Linked DNA regions of Homo sapiens: region 2 is linked to region 1. A link is an interaction called in ENCODE POLR2A ChIA-PET data of the cell type or tissue named here. Cell type or tissue: MCF 10A. All regions are shown on one strand.

What was found. ChIA-PET counts read pairs that join two places held together with the same protein. Peaks named below come from ENCODE experiments on the same cell type or tissue, not always from the same donor. Only the 100,000 strongest peaks of a DNase experiment are listed, where the experiment ranks them.
Region 2: POLR2A ChIA-PET joins it to region 1 with 7 read pairs; 10 of 35 experiments call an interaction of 5 or more read pairs at or near these places.

The regions. Positions count from the first base shown.
Region 1 is chr14:50,558,985-50,562,984 of GRCh38, reverse strand. ATL1 (atlastin GTPase 1) reads right to left here and starts at 2,840. Exons shown (of 14, transcript NM_015915.5): 1 at 2,686-2,840. The coding sequence starts at 2,719. It also overlaps a transcript of MAP4K5 not described here. RefSeq lists a silencer at 2,146-2,505 and an enhancer at 2,247-2,746. In MCF 10A, no CTCF peak of the experiment used is centred here; a DNase peak (open chromatin) is centred at 2,444.
Region 2 is chr14:50,675,803-50,679,802 of GRCh38, reverse strand. No RefSeq gene overlaps it. Among named protein-coding and RNA genes, the nearest start is that of SAV1, 9.5 kb to the right of the region's middle. In MCF 10A, no CTCF peak of the experiment used is centred here; a DNase peak (open chromatin) is centred at 2,172.

The DNA of each region.
Region 1 (4,000 bases):
TTACAGCACCTATTTCATATGACATTAGCTTAACGATGTTGGCTACTATTGCTGTTACTAAATGCCTACTGTGTTAGGCATTCTATTAGATACTGGTAATAAAATGGAATTAAGACTGACAGGGCTAATATCTGTGCCAAAACCTCTATCTCCTACTCCATCTACTACATTTTCTAAGTCATTTATGTCATATGTACTTAACAGCAAAGAAAAATCTAAGTAGTAAAGCATTTCCATAGAACATCAAGATAAGAGTCCAGAATTCCACTCTTTCTTTTCTATAATAATTTCCAGTAAACACTATAGTGATTCTAGTATTTCTTTTCCTAATCCATCACTTGAGTTGAAACTTTCCTGATGACTTCTGGGTAAACTATCTGAGATGTTTCTATCAAATGTAAATAATCTAAGGTAGTATTTCTCAAAGTAACACCTAAAGACCATCTGCTTCCCAATCACCTAAAATGCTAATTAAAAGGCAGATTTCTAGGCCCTCTTTCAGATCTATTGATTCCAAAGCTCTGGCTGGAAGATGGGAGAGTCTGCATTTCTAATAAGTCCCTGTGTGATTTTTATGAAAACCGGATGTGAGAACCATGTTCCCAAGAGGGAAAAACTCCCACTACATAAGAAGTTTATAAGGCCGGGAATGGTGGCTCGCTCCTGTAATCCCAGCACTTTGGGAGGCCGAGGCGGGCGGATCACGAGGTCAGGAGATCGAAACCATCCTGGCTAACATGGTGAAACTCTGTCTCTACTAAAAATACAAAAAATTAGCCGGGCACGGTGGCAGGCGCCTGTAGTCCCAGCTGCTCGGGAGGTTGAGGCAGGAGAATGGCGTGAACCCGGGAGGTGGAGCTTGCAGTGAGCCCAGAAGGCACCACTGCACTCCAGCCTAGGCGACAGAGCAAGACTCCATCTCAAAAAAAAAAAAGTTTATAGCCAAAGGAAATTCTGCGCAATAATGATCCAAAGCTTCATAAAGGAGAAAAATTTTAATCCTCAGAATACATTTTCACATGCTTCTGTTAACAGGGTGGAGACAACAATTCATGGAGACTGAGACCAAAAGTGACTTGAATATACGCACCCTAATTGTGTGTGTTCAATAAATTCCTATTCTAGAGGCCAAGAGAACGGGTGGAAAGGGGATACACTGCAAATGCTTACTTAAATTTCAGAAGAAGGAAATAAAACTTATTGCAATAGTCAGGTAGGTCTGTTAAAACTGAAGTTTCATGATCTCAGAAAATGGAACCACTTTCTCTTAAACTCAGCTAAGTCATGACAGACCTCCCCGCTCCAACTCTCCATGCCTACCACAAACCTTGGATAATCTCCCAAATGTAAACCTTGTCTACCGTATCCTGTGACCATTAGAACAATCAGAGGCAAGGAGATACACGGTCTTTTGATTAAAGTAAACTGAAATAACCAATTAAAATTTACATTTGTGCCTCTCGCTCAAATAAACAGTTATAGAAGAGCTCTCACTGAGATGTGGAACAGAATCAAGCAGCTCTGAACTTTTCAAATAATAACAACTGTTATTTCCAAATAACAATTTCTAAATAACAAGCTGATGAACAAAATATTTATTTACCCACCAAGCCACAGTAGCCTGAGACATTCTCTGGTTCAGATAATAAAATAAATGCCTTAGAGGGCTTTCGTTCCTAAGATGCTGGTGAGTTTAGCACTGTGACTGCAAGAAATCGGGAACCTACGACAAAAAGACGCCCAGCCTGCCCACACTAACCGTCCAGAACTAGGTCTGGAGCAGCAAGGCGGGCGGGGCCGCGATTTCTTCCGCATCGCTGCGCCCGTTCTTCTCCGCCTGCGTGAGCACCGCCCACCCACTCGCGGTGTGAACATACTGGGTCTCGCCTCTCCTTTCCCCTCCCCTCGGCCTGGTGCTGAATCATGAGCCCAATGTCTCCAAAAGGTAAAATCAAAGAACAAAGCCACCCTTGGGGCTGGTCTGAATGGGGTACCACGTCGGGGTGGGGCAGAAGGCTGGAAACCACAACTTTGCTCTCCTTCTTCCCCAATTCCCCCACCCAACCCCCAAATTAAGAGGAGTACTGCAGTGCTCAGGAATTCCCAAGAGGGTGGCCCTTCTCCCAGTTGCTCGGTCTGCTACCGTCCGTCCGGGACCCGGCGCGCTCCGCCTCATTGTTCCAGCGCGCCGCCCGCCGCCCGCCGCCGGGAGCCCGCGCCCTGCAGAGCCAGCGAGTTGGCGGCTCCCGGGGAGGGGGGTTGGGGCTTGGCCTGCTCTAGATCCCCGACCCCTCGCCCCTCTGGGGCCGAGTAACAACAGCCCCCTGCCCACCCCCATAGCCTTCCTCCCAACCGATCGCTAAGGCGGAACCCACAAGTCCCCGGAGGCGCCTGGTGGGTGCTGTCCAAATGCTGGGAGGAGGCGGGAGGGGGGTGGGGAAGAAGGAGCTGGAGGCCCGGCCTGCGCGAAGCTGCAGCCCTCACCCCGACAGCGCGATTCGGTGACGCGGGTACCGCTCGGCCATGGTTCCTCCGCCCAAACAGGGAGCGGCTCGGCTACGGCCCGTCTCCCAGCCGTGGACGCAGGCACCTAGCAGCCCTTGGCCCTCCCTGTCTCCACAGAAGCAGAAAGTGGAGGGCCAGAAGACCCCGTGCAGGCTGCAGAAGTTCTCATTTGCTACTCACCCCAACTGTTTCTGTCCCTGCGGTTCTTGGCCATGGTGGTCCAGGAGCTGGTGGCGGTGAGGCGCTGTCACTGCGCTCGCTGCCTTCTCCGGGGCCGCAGGTTGCTGGCGGTGGGAGGCTCCGTGCCCGCGCTGGGCGCAGTTCGCTCAGACTCTGAGGATGTTGCTGTGGCGCTGGTGGGAAGGAGTGGGGAGGAAAAGGGAGGAGAAAGCAGATGAACCAAGCTCAGCATCACAAGCCCGAGTTCACACAGATACCAGCGTCACACCCTCCCTACCTCAGTCCACCCCCAGACCGTGAAGACAGTGATAGACCACGTACCGCAACATTTTCAACGGAAAACACAAACAAATAAACAGCACCCCCCTCGAACACACTCTCAAAGAATTTAACAGCGTTATCAGAAATACACAAACCGATATACTGCATGATTCTGGATGTTCAAATACCTGTTTCAAGCACGGTTATACATTAGTACAAACAAGCTGGCAACATTTATATAGCCAAAGTAGCTAAAATAATGTGCATTTATCTACGAGGCACCCATTTTTTTTTCCATTTTAAAAGCAAGGTCATGTTAGTAAAGAGGGTATCATGCATTTTTGTATATGTATACTGAGTAGTTTGTCTTAAAATTAGAATAGCAAAATTTATATCAAGAAGATCAAGATAAATGAAAGCTGTAGATTCATTACGATCTGTAACTCAATATCCACTGGGTAAAATTTCCCACTAGATTTGCAAAGATAAGGTCCAGACCTATAGTCCAATAGCAATTATTTGAGCTGAAATCATACTACATAGTCTGGGTATGGGTGGGCCCTGGCAGCCATAAAGGTTGCAGACAATTTTGAAAGGAAAAGAAAAAAAATAAAAATACTTTCAATCTTTCCCTTTTCACTGCTTTCTCTCTGCTACAAACTTAGTTGTTTTCAGTAACCTGGAAACACTGTCCCTTTATACTACCTCAACCTCAAGATACCATCATGCCGTCCCTTACAGTTTCCTTCTGCCATTTGGTTGTTACTCACACTCTGTACTGATCGGTTCTTAGGAGATCACTGCCAGCCTCTTAATTACCAGATCCATGATCTCTGCTAATTCCTCATGGTAAGCAACTCCTCACGCTACACTCTCTCAATGTAATTTACTATGATGGCTTCAGACAGGACCTCCATGCTGATGATTCCCAAATCTATACTTGTAGTCTTCTGCCCTCTAGAAGAGAGGACATTATACCAGAGGTGTGTTTATAACTGCCTAAGGTTATCCTCACGTTGTTTTCCTACTGACATTTGAACATCAACATATCTGA
Region 2 (4,000 bases), 120 kb before region 1:
TGTAAATTAATATAGCCATTATGGTAAACAGCATGGAAGTGCCTCAAAAACTAAATATACAACTATTATATGATCCAGCAATCTCACTACTGGGTATTTATCCAAAGAAAAGGAAGTCAGTATATCAAAGAGACGTCTGCGCCCCCAAGTTTATTGCAGTGCTAGTCACAATAGCCAAAATATGGCATCAACCTAAGTGTCCACTGTCAGGCCTCTGAGCCCAAGCCAAGCCATCGCATCCCCTGTGACTTGCACGTATACATGCAGATGTCCTGAAGTAACTGAAGATCCACAAAAGAAGTAAAAATAGCCTTAACTGATGACATTCCACCATTGTGATTTGTTTCTTCCCCACCCTAACTGATCAATGTACTTTGTAATCTCCCCCACCCTTAAGAAGGTACTTTGTAATCTCCCCCACCCATAAGAAGGTTCTTTGTAATTCTCCCCACCCTTGAGAATGTACTTTGTGAGATCCACTCCTGCCCGCAAAACATTGCTCTTAACTTCACCGCCTATCCCCAAACCTATAAGAACTAATGATAATCCACTACCCTTTGCTGACTCTCTTTTCGGACTCAGCCTACCTGCACACAGGTGAAATAAACAGCCTTGTTGCTCACACAAGGCCTGTTCGGTGGTCTCCTCACACAGACGCACATGAAATCCACCAACAGATGAATGGCTAAGGAAAATGTGGTATATATACACAATGGAATACTATTTGGCCATAAAGAATTAAATCATATCATTTACAACAACATGGATGGAATTAGAGGACATTATATTAAGTGAAATAAGCTAGGCAAGGAAAAATAAGTAATGCATGTTCTCACTCATATGTGGACACTAAAAAACTATAGTGATTACTAGAGGGTGGGAAGGGTAGGGGAGAGGGGAAGATAGGGAGAGGCTGGTTAATGGATGCAAAACTACAGTTAGGAAAAATAAATTGCAGTGTTCTATGACACTGTGGAGTGACTATAGTTAGTAGTCTATTGTATATTTTCATATAGCTAGGAGAGGACTTTGAATGTTCCCACCACAAAGCAATTATAAATATTTGAAGTTACAGATAATGCTAATTACCCTGATTGGATCATTACATATTGTACATACGCATCAAAATATCACTCTGTACTCCATAATATGTATGTGTCAGTTAAAAATTTAAAGACAGGCATTCACACACTGCTGATAAAATTTGGCAATCAAAACCCTGAAACCATTTGCAAACTTTTCGTATTAGTTTCCTGTTGCTACCGTAAAAACTACCATAAACTTACTGGCATAAAACAACACCAATTCATTATCTTACAATTCTGGAGATGAGAAGTCCAAAATCAGTCTCAGGAGGCTAAAGCCCAGGTGTTGTTGGCAGGGTGGCTGCCTCTGGGAGCTCTGAGGGCAGAATCCGCTTCCCTGACTTCTTCAGCCTCTGGAGACTGGCTGCCTGCTTGGCTCACCTCATCAACCTCCTGCTTCTATCCTCACGTCTCCTGTCACCACTTTCCTGACTCTCTTTTATAAGGACTCTTGTGATTACGTTGGGCATTGGGCCCACCTGGATACTTCCAGCTCATTCTCTCCATCTCAAGATCCTTAACTTCTGATCACCCACAGTTCTATTAACTAATTACATCTGAGATCATTTGGCCCTAACATGCAAAGCTACCCATACTCTAAATTGACAACAGACTATTGTGGAAGCTCTGACATCAATTTATCTGAAGACATTAGGCCTCTAATAGCACTGTGAAATTAACAGTAAAGCACATCAGTGAAATACAATATTTGAATATTATTACTAACTGATTTGGAAATCTCAATAGAAGTTCTAGGAATTCAGAAGCCTCTGAGTAATACATGAATCATAAGAAAGAAATCTATTTTTATGCCTTTTATTTATGTCGCCGTTCCTCTTCCTTCTCTACTACTTGCAGGACAGTCCCTTCATCCTGTTTCAATGGCTTAGTTTGTTGTTTGTTTTACCATATTCCATGTTTTCTAACATGCGACCTTTACATTCCTTTCTCAATTTCATTACTTCCACCTCTACTCCAACTACGAGCTAATTTGGTCACACCTGATAACTATTTAAAACTCTGAAATTCCCCTCTGACCACAACCTCCTGTTCATCCCCTCCCATTTCCTCACTCCACTGAATCTGCTCTTTGTCTACATTGTTATTTCTAGTTCCTCAATCCTGATCAGCACGAAATAAACAGCATTGCCAGCCAAAGGCACAGGATTTTGACATTCAATGTCCTGTTTAGACCTGTCTTGACTCAATGTATAATTTTGGTTGTTGTTAAAGATACTGAGCTCTTTAAACTGAAATTTTTTAAGATGCGGTAACATGAGAAAATGCATAACAAAGTTTGGTTTCCTTATTTTTTATTTTTGAAACGGGCTCACTCTGTCACCCATCCTGGAGTGTAGTGACACGATCACAGCTCATGACAGCCTTAACCTCCTGAGCTCAATTGATACTCCTACCTTAGCCTCCTGAGTAGCTGGGACTACAGGCATGTTCCACCACACTTGGCTAATTTTTGCATTTTTTTTGTAAAGACGGAAGGTCTCCCTGTGTTGCCCGGGCTGGCCTCAAACTCCTGGGCTCAAGGGATCCTCCCGCCTCAGTTTCCCAAAGTGCTGGGATTACTGGCATGAGCCACTGTGCCTGGCCTGGTTTCTTTAAAAACCCTATTTCTCACCATTGTTTAGGCTTTTCTGTAGTTAAATGTATTCAATGATTACCACCTGTTCACTTACAGTTACTTCTCCAATCCTGAGTTTCAAATTTTGACTAATCTCTTGGTTTGTCAAAATCAAATCTAATCTCTTTGTTCTCAAAGTAGGTCTTCTCAGAAGGTCCCAAAATGCTGTATTTCCCTGAATTTTCATGTCCCATTGCTTTTCTTTTTTCACTGAATCTTCTGCCTTTATCACCTTCGTAATTTGTTCTAACACAGATTTCTTAAATCTCATCTTTTCCTAGGTAGCTTCCTTTTAGAGTCCTCTAAAGGCCAATTTCACTCTGGATTGATTGGCTTCCAGGCTTGCTATACAACCATGATACTGAGACTAAAATTACTTTCCTGAGTTAGATTCACTATTTCTTGAGTCCCTATTTTTCTGTTTTTGTTTTGTCCTTTGTGTGAGTTTATTCTCTCATTTTTTAAAAACTTATCTTCTAAAGTAACTTACTAGAATAGGATACATGAAAAGTATACTTTCTGAGTCCCTTTATTTCCAAAAAATGTCTTTATTCTTTCATTTTTGATTGACATTTGGATTTTGATTCACCTTTTTTGATGGGTATAAAATTGTCAACTAATTTTCCCTCATTTATTTGAGGGCATTGCTCCATAGTCTTATAGAAATCCTTGTTGCTGATGAAAAATCTGACATTAGTGTGATTCTCATTCCTTCATAATTGATACTTTTGTCTTCTGTTTGCAGGATATACAAATGTCAGAATGCTAAGATCTTTTCACTGGAACCTTTCAGGGTCTTCCTTTTACCCTTAATGTTCTGAAATTTCACAACACATTGAGACATGGATCTTTTTTCATTTATTTCGAAGGGCACTTGGGATACCCTATCAATTGGGAAATTCCTCCCTCTCTGAAAAAATATCTTGTGTTCATTTTTGATGATGGCATCTTGTCACCAGACCCCTACTGATTTCAGTAGGAATGGCACCGTGTTTGAGAGGCCGAAGAAGAAACTGGAGCCAGCAAACAAGACATAGGACTTATTGAGGGGACTCATATACAGGGTAGTCCAGTGGCAGTGGGCTGGACAGGAGAACCACTGCCCTCTGTAAAAAGTGCGCAGTTTATGTAGCATTTTCCCTTAGCACCCTCCTCCTAACAACCTCCACCTGACAAGCTTCATTTAACCCAAAACAAAGGACCTCAATCCTCCTGGAAGGCCTGTCTTCCATGGGATGGGCTGGGGATTCAGATGTTCCTCATAGATAAGGAATGAATC